Linked DNA regions of Homo sapiens: all the other regions are linked to region 4. Evidence: chromatin loops called from intact Hi-C (ENCODE). Cell type or tissue: mammary epithelial cell. All regions are shown on one strand. Region 1 has its middle 29 kb from the start of LINC01502. Region 2 has its middle 96 kb from the start of KCNT1. Region 3 has its middle 6.5 kb from the start of UBAC1. Region 4 overlaps LOC107987142 (a long non-coding RNA gene).

What was found. Hi-C counts contacts between places; a loop is a spot of excess contacts. Peaks named below come from ENCODE experiments on the same cell type or tissue, not always from the same donor. Only the 100,000 strongest peaks of a DNase experiment are listed, where the experiment ranks them.
Region 1: a loop joins it to region 4, with 15 times the contacts of the local background. A loop is called at or near these places in 38 of 110 quality-filtered maps.
Region 2: it touches region 4 in a loop (15-fold over the local background); 28 of 110 quality-filtered maps call a loop at or near these places.
Region 3: a loop joins it to region 4, with 22 times the contacts of the local background. A loop is called at or near these places in 109 of 110 quality-filtered maps.

The regions. Positions count from the first base shown.
Region 1 is chr9:135,602,544-135,605,043 of GRCh38, reverse strand. No RefSeq gene overlaps it. Among named protein-coding and RNA genes, the nearest start is that of LINC01502, 29 kb to the right of the region's middle. In mammary epithelial cell, CTCF peaks have their summits at 974 (motif pointing left) and 2,169 (motif pointing left); no DNase peak of the experiment used is centred here.
Region 2 is chr9:135,796,527-135,799,026 of GRCh38, reverse strand. No RefSeq gene overlaps it. Among named protein-coding and RNA genes, the nearest start is that of KCNT1, 96 kb to the right of the region's middle. In mammary epithelial cell, a CTCF peak has its summit at 1,187 (motif pointing left); no DNase peak of the experiment used is centred here.
Region 3 is chr9:135,966,650-135,969,149 of GRCh38, reverse strand. No RefSeq gene overlaps it. Among named protein-coding and RNA genes, the nearest start is that of UBAC1, 6.5 kb to the right of the region's middle. RefSeq lists an enhancer at 66-699. In mammary epithelial cell, a CTCF peak has its summit at 1,428 (motif pointing left); a DNase peak (open chromatin) is centred at 1,419.
Region 4 is chr9:136,122,117-136,124,616 of GRCh38, reverse strand. LOC107987142 (a long non-coding RNA gene) reads right to left here. Exons shown (of 2, transcript NR_165242.1): 2 at 252-2,500. Among named protein-coding and RNA genes, the nearest start is that of TMEM250, 4.5 kb to the right of the region's middle. In mammary epithelial cell, a CTCF peak has its summit at 1,538 (motif pointing right); no DNase peak of the experiment used is centred here.

The sequences.
Region 1 (2,500 bases), 520 kb after region 4:
ACAGGATTCTCCTTCAAGACCTCCTGCCTTGCAGGTGTGCTTGGCAGTTCTCTCCCTCCCCTCTCCCTCCCTCCCTGCTTCCCTCCTTTCCTCCTTCCTCATTAGCAAGTCAGCAACACTCTGGAGGCTGAGACCCACCTGGCCGCTGTATGCTCTGGGCCTGCTGGGGGCTGAGGCTGAGGTGCCCTATGTCCGCCATCCCTCTTGCCCCGAACGCCCCCTTGGCCTGCTGGTTGTCATGGTCATGACGCCCACCTGTGTCCAAGGGTGAAGCTGCTTTCTTCAATGCACCATCACGGACATGGGGAGGCCAGTGCTGTGGCAGCGTTTCCAAATTAGCTTGACCCACAGGCACAGGGCACCCCCGGGAACCCCTACCAAACGCCCCCACCTCATGAGGAGTGTGTCCCCCATGCACGGCCAGGGGTGCGCTTTGGGATCTCAGAGGTATCCCCACGGAGGCACCCCAGGCCCTTGCGGGGTCTGAGCGTGCTGTGGTGGACAGGTGCAGCGGGCGGGAGGCAACCGTGTGAGTCTCAGCTTCTCGGCCTCTGAGCCGGGCTCGCCGTGCACAGCTCACACGGTGATGGTCTCTGTGCCTTGGTGGGCGGGTCAATGGACCCAGCGAACATCCGGCTCAACGGTGACAGCAAAGCCTACCTCGGAAGAATCCGGTTTAGGAAGAATCTGCGACTCTTAGGCTGCAGAGTGAGGGTGGGTGGCTCAGGCACAGCAGGTGTCTCAGAACGAGGGTTAGGGCCACAGAAAGACTCCCTGGTAGAAGTCCACCTGGTCCACTCGGTGGGGCTTCCGAGTCTTGCCCGACAGTTGCTGTCCTCCAGGGCTGTCATAAACGCAGATGAAAGCAGGATGGCTGGACTTCTTGGGTCACATTTTCCACCAATATTTCTGTAAAATTTGGCCCGATTTTTCCCAGGGCCCTTCCACGCACTCAGAGGACTCGGGCGCCACCAAGTGGCCATCGTGGGGACGTCAACGGCCGGGGTCGCACATCCTCCGGTGAGGCGAATTTTGTATGAGTTAAATCCTTCGGGATTCAAGGTGACAAACTCCTCGGGGGCTGCCTGTGGGCTCGGCATCCATTCTGTCCACGCTCCAGCCCCGGGAGCTCCAGCTGCCTGCAATGTTGGACTTGCTTCTAATTTGTCACTGCATTCCCTGCTCTTCTATAGGGATCAGCACCAGGGTTAGAAAACCTCTGAAGGCCGAGGCAAGTGGATCACCTGAGCTCAGGAGTTCGAGACCAGCCTGGCCAACATGGTGAAACCCCATCTCTACTAAAAGTATGAAAACTAGCTGGGCGTGGTGGCACACACGTATAGTCCCAACTACTCGGGAGGCTGAGACAGGAGAGTTGCTTGAACCTGGGAGGCAGAGGTTGCACTGAGCTGAGATCCTGCCTCCAACCTGGGTGACGAGAGTGAAACTCGGTCTCAAAAAAAAAAAAAAATTAAAATAAAGAAAGAAAGAAAGAAAGAAAGAAAGAACCCCCCTGGACTTGTGCAGCGGAATTAAGTTGCGAAAACCCTGGAGGCAGATCTGCCATCCGTGGAGGGGGTAACTCGGAACCCATCAGCAGGGTGCATGCTGACCTGTGAGATTTGGGATGCCACATGGCCCCCGAGCCTGGGAAAGAGGCAGCCCCAGGGGGAGGGTGTCCAGAGGCTGCGGAATCTATGGCTAATCATCTATGCAGTTGTTTAGGGATAGGGGTCGATGGGGGAGAAAACCATGCTGAGGCCTAGCGGAGCCGGGGTCACGTCAGGCTGGAGTGGGGCGGCTGTCCCAGGTCACGGGGGTCCCTGTCAGGGGAGGGGGAGCACAGTGGTTAGGGGAGCAGCTGTGACAGTTACGTGAGATGGGACAATCAGCATTTCCAGGGTGCTGCGGCGGCTGCCAGAGCAGGACTGGGTGATGATTTGGGGAAACAAGGCTCTTCCCTTATGAGGGACCCATGGAGTCAGCGGCAGGGTGGGGACACTGTTGGGAGTGGCCATGTCCACTGCTGTCCTGAACACATCCTGAAAGACCAGCGCGACCTGGGGAAGGCACCCACGCCTGCGCCCCACGCTGCCCCACGAGGGTAATGACACAACACAGGACTCAAAGGCCACCCCATAGATTACAAAGCAGCGTCCTTCCTGTTCGCCCTCTGGTGGGCGGGTGTTGCATTGCAGTTTTAATTTACGTTTTTCCTGATGAATAACCATGTTAATTAAACATTTTAATGTTTTTTTTTTTTGTTTGTTTGAGACAGAGTCTCGCTCTTGTCACCCAGGCTGGAGTGCAATGGCACGATCTCGGCTCACCGCAACCTTCACCTCCTGAGTTCAAGCGATTCTCCTGCCTCAGCCTCCCGAGTAGCTGGAATTACAGGTGCCCGCCACCACGCCCAGGTTTTTTTGTTTGTTTGTTTGTTTTTTTGTATTTTTTTTAGTAGAGACAGGGTTTCGCCGTGTTGGCCAGGCTGGTCTCGAAC
Region 2 (2,500 bases), 330 kb after region 4:
ACGGCCAGCGCCTGCTGCTCACTGCTCTCTTATTAGAGTGGTGGCCTTCTTGGGCTGGGAGGTGGTGGTGGGGGATGGGGGACCAGACTTTAAGGAAAAATGGAGGCCACACTGTGAAGGACCCTGGCCACAAGCTGCCATCTGGCCTTTGGGACTTTGTATTTTGAGTAGAATGACCATGCACTCACGTACTCCTCCACTCGCTCATCTGTTCATTCATTTATCCATCTGCTCATTCATTCACTCATTCGTTCTGGAATAGGGCTGGGTGTGCTGTTGGGTGCGGTGCAGGGCTGGAGACAAGGAGGCAAGGGTCCCAGCCAGGGGTGGCTTGCATTAATTCATGGCATCTGGGGGGTGTTGAAGTTCATGGGCAGTAGAGAGATGTGACCGAGGCCGCAGTGCCATGGGGGAGTGGTGGAGAGAGGAGGTGCGGCTCACGACTTAAGGATGGAACATTGGAGGCGAGACACTGGAGCGTGCGGGCCCCCAGGGGACAGGAGGAGGCAGGAGGGTGTCCTCAGGGAGGAGGAGGCACAGCCTCAGAAGAGGTTGAGACCAGGCAGCCTTGTCCACCACCCTGCAGGGCCCGAGCAGGGCGGGTGGAGGGTGGTGAGAGGTGGGAACAATGCATGGTGCCTGGGCAGGTGCGTACCGGAGACTGCAGCGCGGAGCTGGTGTTTTGGTGTGTGGAGCTGCCACCGTGGGCTGCTTCCTCCAGACCTGTCCTGCCTGCCACATGCACTGCTCTACAGGGCTGGTTTGCTGCAGCAAAGAACTCAGGGCCGGGAGCACGGCCAGGGTCAGGCTGTTCCCAGGGCCTTCCAGGGGTGGCCGTGTTTGACACATGCCTGGAAGAATGCCTGGTCCCAAACAGCCATCAGTGCCTTTCATGAGCATCCTGGGTGCCAGGCGCTGTGGCCAAGCCCCCAAGGCCCACCCCAGCATGAACTCACAGCCGCTCTCAGAATTTAGGGCTGCTTCGTCACGCTCAGAATTTAGGGCTGCTTCGTCACGCTGCACCCCAGGATTTTAGACAGTGATAGGGTGGATTTGAAGGTCAGCTCTGGTTACAGAGAACAGGCAAAGGGCCCAAGGCACAGGAAAGGGAGCGTTTCCTGGTGATGCTGGAGAGGGCGGAGGCTGCTTGGGAAGCAGAGGAAAGAGGGCAGAGGCGCCCCCTAGTGCCCGTGTGAGAGACGGCGGGTGGCCTCAGGGTGTGGGTGGGGGACACTGAGGGAGGACATGGGGTCTTGAGGGTGTGACAGATGGATCGGCTTGGACACGTGGAGTCTGAGGTACCCCCAGGACAGCCACTTGGAATGTGGAGTGGGCTGACGAGTTCCCGGACTTGAGTGTGGATGGACTTCTGGGGGAGCTGGTAGACGGGTCAGCACCGGCAAACCTCAGTAGTCTGGGGCTGCGTGAGGACCATCAGGAGGGCCAAGACAGACTCTTCGGAGGGCGGGTGGGGTGAGTGTCCAGTGGAGGTCAAGTGAGGTGAGAACCAGCAGCACCCTTCATGTTCAGTGGCCAGGAGCCAGCCTGACTCAGGGTGTGTTTTGGGGGGCACTGGGGGTGGGGTGAGGAAGAGGACGGCATGGGGGAAGGCTGGAGAAGCTCAGCTGCTCAGAGGGGAACAGAGAAAGAGAGTGAGCTCACGTGTGGAGGTGGTGCCAGAGGGCGGGCTGAGTGAGGGCAGGGGCCCAGGAACAGCTGGATGGGAGCTGGCATCCTGGGAGAGCGCAGAGCTCCGGGGTTGGCGCTGAGGCTCGGCGGTGCTCAGCAGACAGGAGGTCAAGCCACTGTCAGTCCCCTGGAGATCTGGGCTCCTCGGAGGTCAGGAGGGCTCCTGGCTGCTGTCCTCTGGGGCGGGCTGGGAGTCGCAGCAGTAGATCGAATGTGTGAGTTGGGGGCTCCGTGAGACTCTGCCCCGGGTGCCCTGTGGCTCCCCTGCAGCCTGCTTTCGGGAATGCCAGGGCAAGTGGAGCAGCGAGGCTCCGGGCAGGTGCAGGGGCTGGGCCGGCTGCTCTCTGAGCATCCTCTGTCCTCAGTCCTGCCTGACTCTTCTGCTCAAGGAGAAGCCCTTGCCCTGCAGCGGCCGTGCCTCAGTGCCCCTCACAGGTCCTCTGTGCCTTCCATGCATGCAAGGTGGGGCCTCTGGAGCCTGGCCCGCACACACAACCATCCAGGCAGCTGTGGGGCAGAGACGGCAGCTTTCTGGGACCCAGGGGCACTGCAGGGGCTGATCATGGTAGCCAATGCCTGGACACCTGGCAGGCGGCATGGCCATGAAGGGGCCGTGCCTCAGTTTCCCCACTGAGGTACATGCACCCTCAGGCAACTGCATCGCTCACCTGTCACCTGGCACCTTCAAGCAGGTGCCTGCCTGGAGGAGCTCTTCCTGGCTTCCAACCAGCTGTGCCACCTGCCGTGGGTGCCCTTTGCAGCCTGAGCACCTGACCAGGTTGGACCTCTCCAGCGGCGAGCATCTGCTTGC
Region 3 (2,500 bases), 160 kb after region 4:
GACTGTTGAGGCCGGGCAGGGTGACGAGGACATGCCCTGTCCTAGCGAATGCCTATAACCTCTTCGTGGGTGCAGTGAGTTGAGTAGGGGACCCCAAAACTCATGTCTACCTGTAGCCTCCAAATGTGGCTTTATTTGGAAGCAGACTCTTTGCAAATATCATTAGTTAAGAATCTCAAGATGAGATCATCCTGGATTTAGAGTGGACCCTGAATTCAACGACTGGTATCTGTATAAGAAGAGAAGAGGACACAGAGAAGAGGCCACGTAGGACAGAGGCAGGGATTGGAGTGATGCAACCACAGGCCAGGGAGTGCCATGAAAGCTGGGACAGACCCCCCCTTCGGAGCCTTGAAAGCAGCCAAGCCAGCCAGGGCCTTGGCTTAGGGTTTTTGGCCTCCAGACAGGGGAGGATGCGTTTCTATTGTTTTAAGAACCCTGGTTTGCAGGGCCTTGTTCCAGCAGCCCCAGGACCCTCCTACAGCGGCTGTCCCTTTCCGGGGCTGCTGGAGAGTAACGGAGGGAGGCCTTGTGGGCAGGGTGGGGGACCATGTTCCGAGAACCCTGGAGTCCCCAGGGACTGACTGTGTGGGGCCTGATGCTGCTTTTTCAGTGAGCAGGACCAGTGACTAGATGCTCATCCACTCCTCTCTCTGCACCTGAGCGTCTCCTGCTGCAGGGGGTTGAACCAGAGCTGTGCTTTTCAAGCTGGGTTTCCCAGCACACCCATAGGGGCCTGGGAGTCAGAATGCCTCGGTGCCGCCCTCCAACCTCCTCCCTCCTGCTGCCTAGAGAACTCTTAGTCATCCTTTACGGCCCATTTCCAGTGCCCCTCTCTGGAGGTGCTGGCCTGAGCTATCAGGGTCCTTAGAGCTCCAGGCATCCCCCACCCCTGTAGGCCAGCTCCTGCTCCCAGCCCAGGCTCTCGCATGGCCCCCTGCAGGGTTTGTGGATCAGAAGCAGCAATCTCAGGCCCCGAGGCCCTGAGTCATTCACACACACAGGCACACATGCACCCATATATACATGCACAGCAACATGCACACCCCCCCACATAAACATGCACACATATGCATACATGGCACACACACATGCATGCAGACATATGCATGCACACACACAGCACATATGCACAGTGCACACATGCACACAACACGCCCACACACAGGTGCACACCCCCCCGCACACATGAACATGCACACATATGCATACATGGCACACATGCACACGCACACATATACACACACGGACACATGCACGCATACACATGGCACATATACACAGTGCACACATATGCACACATGCACACAACACGCCCACACACAGGCGCGCGCGCGCGCGCACACACACACACACACACACACACGCCTGCACACTCACCCCCACCACCTCGCCCCTCCAGGCAGGCTGACAGCTCAACTGCACCCTCTAGTGGCTGGCTTGAGGCACCACGGCCAGGCTGCTGCTTGTTGAGTTTCGGGTTGGGTCCAGGCCACCTGGGGGTGCAGTGGATGAGAGCGGCACACCCCACCTCAGTCACACTTGGAGCCCCCTTTGCCAGGAGACCCTGCTTGGCCTGCCCAGCCAGGCGCTGACACCATACGGGGGCTGGGGGCTCTGGCCACATCTGCCCAGGGAGCTAAGTCGAGGCAGGGGTCGGGGAGACCGTGGGCAGGATGGCCTTGTCCTTAGCTGCCACCACCCAGGGCAGCTGGGGCTCCTCCAGGGAACTCTCAGGGCCATGGCAAGAGCCAGGGCAGGCTGGGGTGGCCTCACTCCAGGCCTCGGGCCAGGACTGGCTCTGCCCCTGCAGATGCAGGGAATCTGTCACCTGGGCCTTCGCTGATTCCCTGCAGGGCCTTGGGCAGCTACGCCCAGACCAAACGAGGCAGGGGGAACTGGCAGGCAGCTCCAGGACAACGCACCTGGCCTGCCCCTTCCTGAGAGCTGCAGGGAGTTCCGAGGGCTGACGCCACCGCCGCGGAGCCTGCTCCTGTAGCTGTGGTTGGGGCTGGGGTAGGGTGCCCGGCGTGGCTGTGGTTGGGACTGGGGTAGGGTGCCCGGCGTGGCTGTGGTTGGGACTGGGGTAGGGTGCCCGGCGTGGCTGTGGTTGGGACTGGGGTAGGGTGCCCGGCGTGGCTGTGGTTGGGGCTGGGGTAGGGTGCCCGGTGTGGCTGTGGTTGGGGCTGGGGTAGGGTGCCTGGCGTGGCTGTGGTGGTGGGCTCTCCTGGAGGCCCCTCTGCAGCATGGTCTTGGGGCCCAGCCTGGTCCTCCTGGCCACAGGAGGTTCTGAGAGCGCCCCAGAAACCCCTCCGTGAATTCCTTTTCTGCCTGAACTGGTCAGAGCTGGGGTCTGTTGCTGCAACGAAGAGGCCCCCGAAGCGGCCCCTCCCCCACCCTAGGAGCACGGGGCTCATTCTCCAGCAGACCGGAAGCCTTGTCTATCTTCTTCCTGCTGCACCCCCGGGCCTAAAGCAGCACCCAGTGCACAGTAGGCACT
Region 4 (2,500 bases):
GCCCTCCAGCCCCCACCTGATGGCCCAAGTGACCTCGAGCAAGTTGCTGCACCTCCTGACCCCTGTAAACAGGGACAGCCACAACACACTTTCCCAGGTCGCTGTGACCAAGGCCCCTGCCATGCTCAGTGGAGTGCCTGGTACACAGTTCCCCATCACTCCCCATCAGAGAACATCCAGAATGGGATGCCTTCAAACAATAAGTACCCCTGGGATTGCCTTGCCCTGCGGCCGTAACAAAGGACCACAGATTCCGTGGCCTTAACAGCATGCATTTATTTACCATCTCACAGTCATGGAGACTGGAAGTCCAAGATCAAGGTGTGGGCAGGGTTGGGTCCTCCTGAGGCCTCTCTTCTGGGCTTGCAGATGCCGTCTTCTCCCTGTGTCCTCACGGTGTCATCCCTCTGTGCATGTCTGTGTCCTAATCTCCCCTTTGTCTACGGACACCAGTCAGATTTGGGCCCACCCTAATAACTTCGTTTTACCTCCATGGCCCTTCCTCCCTCCCTCCCTCCCTTCCTTCCGGTGGGTGCTCCGGTCTCCTGGAGGCTTGTCCACGCTGGGGCCAGCTTCTCCCAGCAGGTGCTAAGAGCTAAAAGGCAGCATGCAGGAGGCAGAGGGGAAGCCATGGGGCTTCTTCTGCCTCAGCCCAGAAACTGTGCAGAGTCCCTCAGGCCTCTATCTGGTTGCAGGACAGTCACAGAAGCCAGCACAGTTTCGCAGAAAAGGATTGGCTTGGTCTCCTGCTGGGTAAGTGGGGAGGTGGCTGCAGAAGGGTCTGGGTAGAGATGTCCATGCAGCTGAGAGGATGCTGGGCTCCTGTGTACTGCGTCTCCTTCCCTGGCCTCCTGTGTACTGCGTCTCCTTCCCTGGCCTCCTGGGTGGCTCAGCTCTGTGGGGCCACAGGCCCCACCCCACCCCAGAGACATGGAGAGGGGGTTTGTCATTGAACTTGAAGTCGCACTGGCTCTGTCCAACGACCAGTTAAAATGACTCTGGAGGTTTCCATTCTCTCCCATCCCTTCCCCTTCCCTGGCCCGAACCCTGCAAGGTGGCTGGTGTCAGAGATAGGACTCTCTAGGCCTCTACTGTCCTGGCAGCAAGAGCCACTCCCTGCCAGGACCCTGAAGTCAACCAGCTGGATAAAGTCCCCACAGTGACCCCATCCTTGGCCCCCAGCCCCAGCAAGTGGAGGGACAGAAGGACGGTACTGGAGGGGTTGGGGTGGGCTTCAACATGTCCCACAACCAGGGGTTGCATTCTTTCCACCCACTCAACCCACCTGCTCAGCACGCGCCCTGGGCCGGCCTCGGTGGGGAAAGTGCTCCTTCCAAGCAGGGGTTGGCTCGCTGTCCCTGCAAAGGTAGGACAACCCCAGGTGTTCCCAGCCGCACGGCCAGGGGTCCCGTCCAGCTTGGGGGCTCTGCGTCGGCAGCGAGCACCACATTCGGCCCCAACTTAAAGTCTCCCACAGACCTGGAGCCGCTGGGTCCCTCCTGCGCTTGGCGGCACCACAGGCACCAGCCCAGCAGATGGCGCCAAGCCACTGTCCACAGCGCAGCAGGAGGCCTGACGGGGACAGGGACGGGGACAGGGAGGCTATGGGGACCCCGGCTGGACCTCACACGTCAGGACAAACCCGTGACAAATCCCCAGCACACGGTGGTTCTGGGGTGACCGAGCTGTGGCCAGGCCGGGGGCGCAGGAAGGCGCAGAACCCGGGAGTGGGCAGAGGACCAGAAGCAGCTGCGGCCGGGGAGGAAATCGGTGTCCTGGGAAGCTACTTGCGCTGTGCACGCATGGACTGGGTCACGAGGCCAAAACCCACGGTGGCCACGGCAAGAGAGCCCTGGGCCAGCGGAGACACAGGCCACCAACAGGCGGGGGTGGCTTTGTGTGAGGAGGAAGGGGAGGCAGGAGACAGGGGACAGGGGGTGTGACGGAAGGGGCAGCCCAAGATTGAAGGCGCCTCCCAGAGATGGGGCATTCGAGCTGGGTCCTGAAGGGCGAGTAGGAGCTCGGAAGATGGAGAAGGGACAGAGAGAGAGAAAAGGCAACTGTAAAGAGGTCCAGGCTCCTGCCCTGTACCCTGGTTTCACAGGGAGGTAGGGGAGGCTGGCGGTTCTGGAGGGTCAGCCAGGGAAGGGCGACCCCCACTGTCTTCTGTGAAGGGTGCCAAGGGGTGGCCTCAAGGACAGCGTCCAGCCACGAACACAACCAAGATCAGAACCCACACCCGGGGCACAGACGCTTCCACGTGTGTGGAGCTTACAGATTCTCCAAACCGAAATTCAAGGCAGACAGATGGGACTTGCCCTATAACCCAAGGCACATGAAGCGTTTCCCCGACCATGGCGCCTCTGCTGAAGTCAAGTAATAAACAACTCCGCACTTAAATACTCATTCTCCTGGAAAGGGCAACCAGGGCTCCCCCTTACTGTCCCCTCACCCCAAACCCCAAGTGATATCCCAGCCTTGGAAGCAATGGGCAGCAGCA